Regions from separate parts of the Homo sapiens genome. Here region 1 is linked to region 2. The links are chromatin contacts, found by POLR2A ChIA-PET in ENCODE. All regions are on one chromosome and are shown on one strand. The core of a region is the stretch at or near the end of the contact, and the rest is flanking DNA. Distances in the headings are between cores, read along the strand shown. Region 1 overlaps CFAP20 (cilia and flagella associated protein 20). Region 2 has its middle 27 kb from the start of KIFC3.

Region 1 (2,700 bases), core at 111-2,610, 290 kb before region 2:
TCTAATGCACATATCTGATTGATCGCCCTTACCACCTCCACGCTACTCTTTTCCAGTGAGTTTGTATTTGCAGCCCTTTAAACTTAATAAAGGAGAAAAATCACAATTCACTAACAAATCCACTTAATTTGATTTCAAACCTCTGGAGACTTTTCACATGGGGATACTTGTGTTTTTCTTCATCGGGGGTTAAACAGTCTCTTGGGGAAAAGCTCTGTTTAGTTTGTCTTACCACCAGCCAGGTTCAAAATCTAGAGAGACTGATGGGCATTCCTTCAACAAAGTTGCCTTGACCCCTCCAAGTTCCCTTGTTTTGTGGAATACATTCATTCATTTTGTAAAACTTAAATTTGTGAGTGTGTTTGTTATCTAGTAACACTGGGAGAAAAAGAAATCTCTTTAGTAATTTATTGAAAATCCAACTAAAAGTTAGCTTGCCTCTGGGCAGAAGTGCAGGAATACTACAGTCTATCCAGCTTCCAGCCTGCATTGGCTTCTGTGTGCATTGTACGGCTTTGTTTTCTTCTGTGAAGACCTGAATAGGTCATATCTGCTGGAGTTCCAGGGAAGTCGTAAACTTTGAGATGGGCAGAAGGCAGATTCCCTAACATTTTCTCCCTGTGAGATCTGGCTGGTCTTTCTGGAACTGAGGGAGGCCTCTTGTTGACACTGGCCAGAGAGAGCTTGAGTGATGTGAAATTTGAGGGCATGCTTTAAATAAGGGTGGATCAATAGCAACATGTTGCTTTTTAGCAATAGCAGTTTTCAGGCCCAAGTTACTTCTTAATCCTGTCAATTTAACTGTCTATTTGCTCTTTGCAGTTTGTCCCGTTTTAAAGAATGGTTATGTTATTGAGAATAATTAGTGGTGTGTTATAAAAGTAGTGTTTGCATCTTGTTGGAATACTGCCAGCTCTTATCAGTAGGGCTGCTCGCATTAGTTGGAAATGATTTCTTCATTAATTCCTTCTTCACTGAATCTGCTTGGTTTTCCACAGAAAATACAGGAGGAATATCGCCACTTAGGTTGGGAACATGAGATGGCGAGTGAGGTGGGCACTTAGGTTGGGAACATGAGATGGCGAGTGAGGTGGGCACTTAGGTTGGGAACAGTAGATGGCGAGTGAGGTGGGCACTTAGGTTGGGAACATGAGATGGCGAGTGAGGTGGGCACTTAGGTTGGGAACAGTAGATGGCGAGTGAGGTGGGCACTTAGGTTGGGAACATGAGATGGCGAGTGAGGTGGGCACTTAGGTTGGGAACAGTAGATGGCGAGTGAGGTGGGCACTTAGGTTGGGAACAGTAGATGGCGAGTGAGGCGGGCAGTAGTGGCGTATTCTGCACAGACCCAGGCCTTTGTGCTCTTAATCTCCTTGGAAAGGGGCCCAGAATTCAAAGCAGGAGGGCATTGAACATTGCCAGCTTTGTTTGAGAATCGTTTCAATGTGACGTTTTGTGTCTTGAGAGCCTAAGAAATGCTCCATTGGCAGGGATTGGGGTCCCGTCTAGCCCAGTATTCTGTCTCTGACAATGGGCACCCATTTGTGGAAGCATTCTTCATGCTGGCGGCCCTGTGGGCTTTGTGATATGCCCCAGATCTCTGGCTTCCTATAATAGTCCACGGGGGATGTGTTATCCAGGAATTTTTAAAACCCTCCTTGAACCTATTCATATGTGCCAGCTCTTAGGGTGACAGATTCCAGAAGTCAGCAAATATTTGAACGCTTAGTTTATGGCTAGCACTGTGCTAAGCATTGTCGAAGATAGAAATGATGCTTCATAACTGGTCTTGGCTCTTGCTTGAGCTTATTCTTTTTTAAGGAGACAAGACTTGGTTGCAGTTGTGGAAAAGGTGGGCAGTGACATCAGATGTCACCTTTAGAACACCAGGCAGACCATGAGTGGATCAGACTCACAGTGACAGAGCTCACAGAGACTAATGTCTAAAAACAGAAACATATTATTAATAATTTATGTTGAAAAATAAAACTACCAGACCCAACACTGATTTATCCCCATATGCAAGTCTAATAGCCAAATCGTAATCAGCAGGCTGATGAGTGAACAAGAGGAGCTTTAGTCAGTGTGATTGAGTCATTGATTATGGCAGCCTAACACAGCCCTTTCCACAAAGAAAGACCGTATGTTTGTCTTTCTGATGTCTCCTGTTCTAAACCTAGTTGATCTTTTTCATATGTTATTCCATTCAGCCCTAATAGTCCAGCCTTGTTTTTTTGTTTGTTTGTTCATTTTTGAGACAGGATCTCACTCTGTCGCCCAGGCTTGAGTACAGTGGCACAATCACGGCTCACTGCAGCCTCGACCTCCCAGGCTCAGGTTATCCTCCCACCTCAGCCTCCTGAGGAACTGAGACGATAGGCACGTGCCACTACACCTGGCTAATTTTTTGTAGAGATGGGGTTTCATCATGTTGTCCAGACTGGTCTTGAACTCCTGAGCTCAAGCAGTTCTCTCGCCTCGGCCTCCCAAAGTGCTGGGATTACAAGCGTGAACCACCATGCCTGACCCCAGCCATGTTTTTTTGGTTTTGTTTTTTTTTTTTCGTTTTTTGTTTTGTTTTTTTTGAGATAGGGTCTTGCTCTGTCACCTACTCCTCTAGGCTGGAGTGCAGTGGCACAAACACAGCTCACTGCAGCCTGGACCTCCTGAGCTCAAGTGATCCTCCCACCTTAGCCTCCC
Region 2 (2,862 bases), core at 93-2,592:
ACCTGAATGGAACTCCCAGGTCTGCTTATTACTTAGACCTTTGTTCTAATTTCATGGTTTCTGCCTTGGGTTGTGTCATCCTGGACTTGCAAGGCTCAAGTGTGGCGTAAGTCACCATCACCAGGGCTGATGAATTTCCCACTCTGGTGACGCCTTAATTGAAGGTGAGGCTCTCCTTTCATTAGCAAGATTCCTACCTCCTGTCTAAACTGTCACCTCAAAGACCTGGGGGGAAAAAGAGGCTGACCTCATAGTGTGGCCTCAGTTACTGTGGCTTTGGTGGCTTCTCTAAATTTATCAGTGTTTCAGGCAAGCCCATGGCATAATTACTCAAGGCCCCGGGAATGTTGGCATCAATGATTTTGTTTCTCAAACCAATGAATAAATATTCTTCTGGCTTTTACTCCTTGCAACTGCTTTACTATAGAAGAAAGCATTTTATTTCAGCCAATTCTCACTACCATCCTTTGGGGGAAGGGCATTGCTATTATTCCCAGTTTACAGAAAGGAAAACAGTGCTCGCTTTGGCAGTACATATACTAAAATTGGAACGATACAGAGAAGATTAGCATGGCCCCTGCACAAGGATGACATGCAAATTCGTGAAGCGTTCCATATTTTTGCCGGGTGTGGTGGCTCATGCCTGTAATCTCAGCACTTTGGGAGGCTGAGGTGGGTGGATCATGAGGTCCGGAGTTCGAGACCAGCCTGGCCAACATAGTGAAACCCTGTATCTACTAAAAATACAAAAAATTAGCCGGGCGTGGTGGCGGGTGCCTGTAATCTCAGCTACTCTAGAGGCTGAGGCAGGAGAATTGCTGGAACCCGGGAGGGGGAGGCTGCAGAGAGCCGAGATTACACCATTGCACTCCAGCTTGGGCAACAGTGTAAGACTCCATCTCAAAAAAAAAAAAAAAAAAAGAAAGAAAAAAGAAAGGAAAACAGTCAGAGAGGTAAGGTCACTTTTTCAAGGTCACACAGCAAATTAAATGGCTGAGTGGGGACCCAAACCCAGATCTGCCTGTCACCAAAGCCAGTGCTCTCTGTCCTCCTGGGCTATACCTGGCCTTTCGAGGACATAATTCCCTGGTAGAGGCTGTCAATTGTTTTCTTTCAGGCAAAGAAGAAAAGCTGGAATGTTCTTTTGGATGATCTTGGTCATCTTCTCTTGCCTCTCCCAGTTGAGGGGCAAGCATGTTTCCCGGCTTGCCTTGTTCCTCTTCTCTTATGAATGACTTGGCCCCAGAAATGTAGCTCCTCTGCTCCAATGGCTTCTTGGAAGGCCAAAAATTGAGCCTGGGACACTTGCCCACAGGGATTGTGGCCAGCTGGGCAAATGCCTGTGGCTGAGTGGCCGTCTGGCCATGACCCTTCCAAGGACAGACGTCAACTCTGCAGCTCCGTGAGATTACCCTGAGTGGTTGCTTTGATACTGGGGAAGAGGCTGGAGGATTCTTTGATGGACATGACCCTGGGAGGGAAACAGATCTGAGTTCAAGGTCTACCTATTCAGGGCTGCATGGTGACTTTCCTGAGCCCTAGGTACTTTTGCCTTGGTGAGTTTGTTTTGCCGCTAAAAAGAACATTTAAAAAATAGATTTTTGGCCAGGCATGGTGGCTCACGCCTGTAATCCCAGCACTTTGGGAGGCTGAGGCAGAAGGATCACTGGAGCCCAGGAGTTCAAGACCAGCCTGGGCAACATAGCAAGACCTCATCTCTACTACATCTTTTAAAAATTAGCTAGATATGGTGGCACACGCCTGTGGTTTCAGCTACTCAGGGAACTGAGGTGGGAGGATTGCTTGAGCCCAGGAGGTCGAGGCTGCAGTGAGCTCTGATTGTGCCACTGCACTCCAGCCTGGGCAACAGAGTGAGACCCTGTCTCCAAAAAACAAACAAACAAACAAAGGTTATTCTTAATTTTAAAAACTAAAATAAAAAATAAAAATAGATTTTCCTGCTATATTGGTATAAAGGTGAATATGTTAATTTTATATATGAAATCATTATCTTTGCCCTAAAAGTTCATTTTTTCCCCTTCTGATTTTAAGTGAAATTAAAACGTTTTTATGGGTCCTTAAAAGTATTATGGTCTGTAATCACTGTGCCTATTGTACCTACTGGGGAAGTTGGCCTAGTGTTTGGGTCTGTGGTGACCTTGAGTGAGCTGACTGACTTTTTGGGCCTCAGTTTTCTCATCTGTAAAATGGGTATAGCAACAGCATCTGTTTTAATCCGTAGCAAGTGACTAGCAGAGAGGCAGCTTTGTGGCTGTTAGTATCTAGTTAGGGCTCAATCAGTAAAGCTATCTACACTACCTTCTGCTGGGGGGTGAGGGGCTTGTGCGTGGAGGGGGCTGGGCTTGTAGTGGAGAGGGGCTGAGTGCCTCCTGTAGGGAGTGGGCTGTTACTCAGGCACTTAACTAAAAGGCCACTAGGGGCCAAGGTTTCTGCTGTCAGCCCTGCTTCCTGCTCCAGCATCATAAAGCATTAGGGCCTGAAGGGTCCTCAGGGCCTTTCCTCTGCCCAGGTCTGCCAGAGACGGGATCCATCAGGGTAGAGCTGGGACAAGAACCCAGGCTGGGACCCTGGTCCAATGCCGCGGGGCCCCACCCAGGCTGTCTTCTGAGGTGCCACCCTCAGGTAGATGATGACAAGCAGCTCTCCTTGGCAAGCTCTCCCTCCCGCCACCCACGTTGGCTTCTTGGCCTTTTTGCCACTCACACCATTTCCTCATGGCCACATCTGCACACAGGCCTCCATGTGCAGCACCCAGAGAGGGCCTGGGTTTCAATGGCGGCACAGCCTTGGGCCGAGTCCCGGTCTACCATTGCCTTACCGGGCAGGTGGCCTCACGTTGGC

The links. ChIA-PET counts read pairs that join two places held with the same protein, here RNA polymerase II (POLR2A).
Region 1: POLR2A ChIA-PET joins it to region 2 with 10 read pairs in endothelial cell of umbilical vein. The contact joins two enhancer-like sites. POLR2A ChIA-PET finds 5 or more read pairs at or near these places in 3 of 52 experiments (AG04449, HepG2 and endothelial cell of umbilical vein).

Annotation. Positions count from the first base shown.
Region 1 is chr16:58,118,376-58,121,075 of GRCh38, reverse strand. All of the region lies in intron 1 of CFAP20 (cilia and flagella associated protein 20), which reads left to right. Among named protein-coding and RNA genes, the nearest start is that of CFAP20, 9.7 kb to the left of the region's middle. Within about 2 kb of position 1,360, at least 5 of the 41 ENCODE cell types and tissues checked have a DNase peak (open chromatin) inside an H3K27ac peak, as active enhancers do.
Region 2 is chr16:57,828,296-57,831,157 of GRCh38, reverse strand. It overlaps a transcript of KIFC3 not described here and the pseudogene RNU6-20P. Among named protein-coding and RNA genes, the nearest start is that of KIFC3, 27 kb to the right of the region's middle. Within about 2 kb of position 1,342, at least 8 of the 41 ENCODE cell types and tissues checked have a DNase peak (open chromatin) inside an H3K27ac peak, as active enhancers do.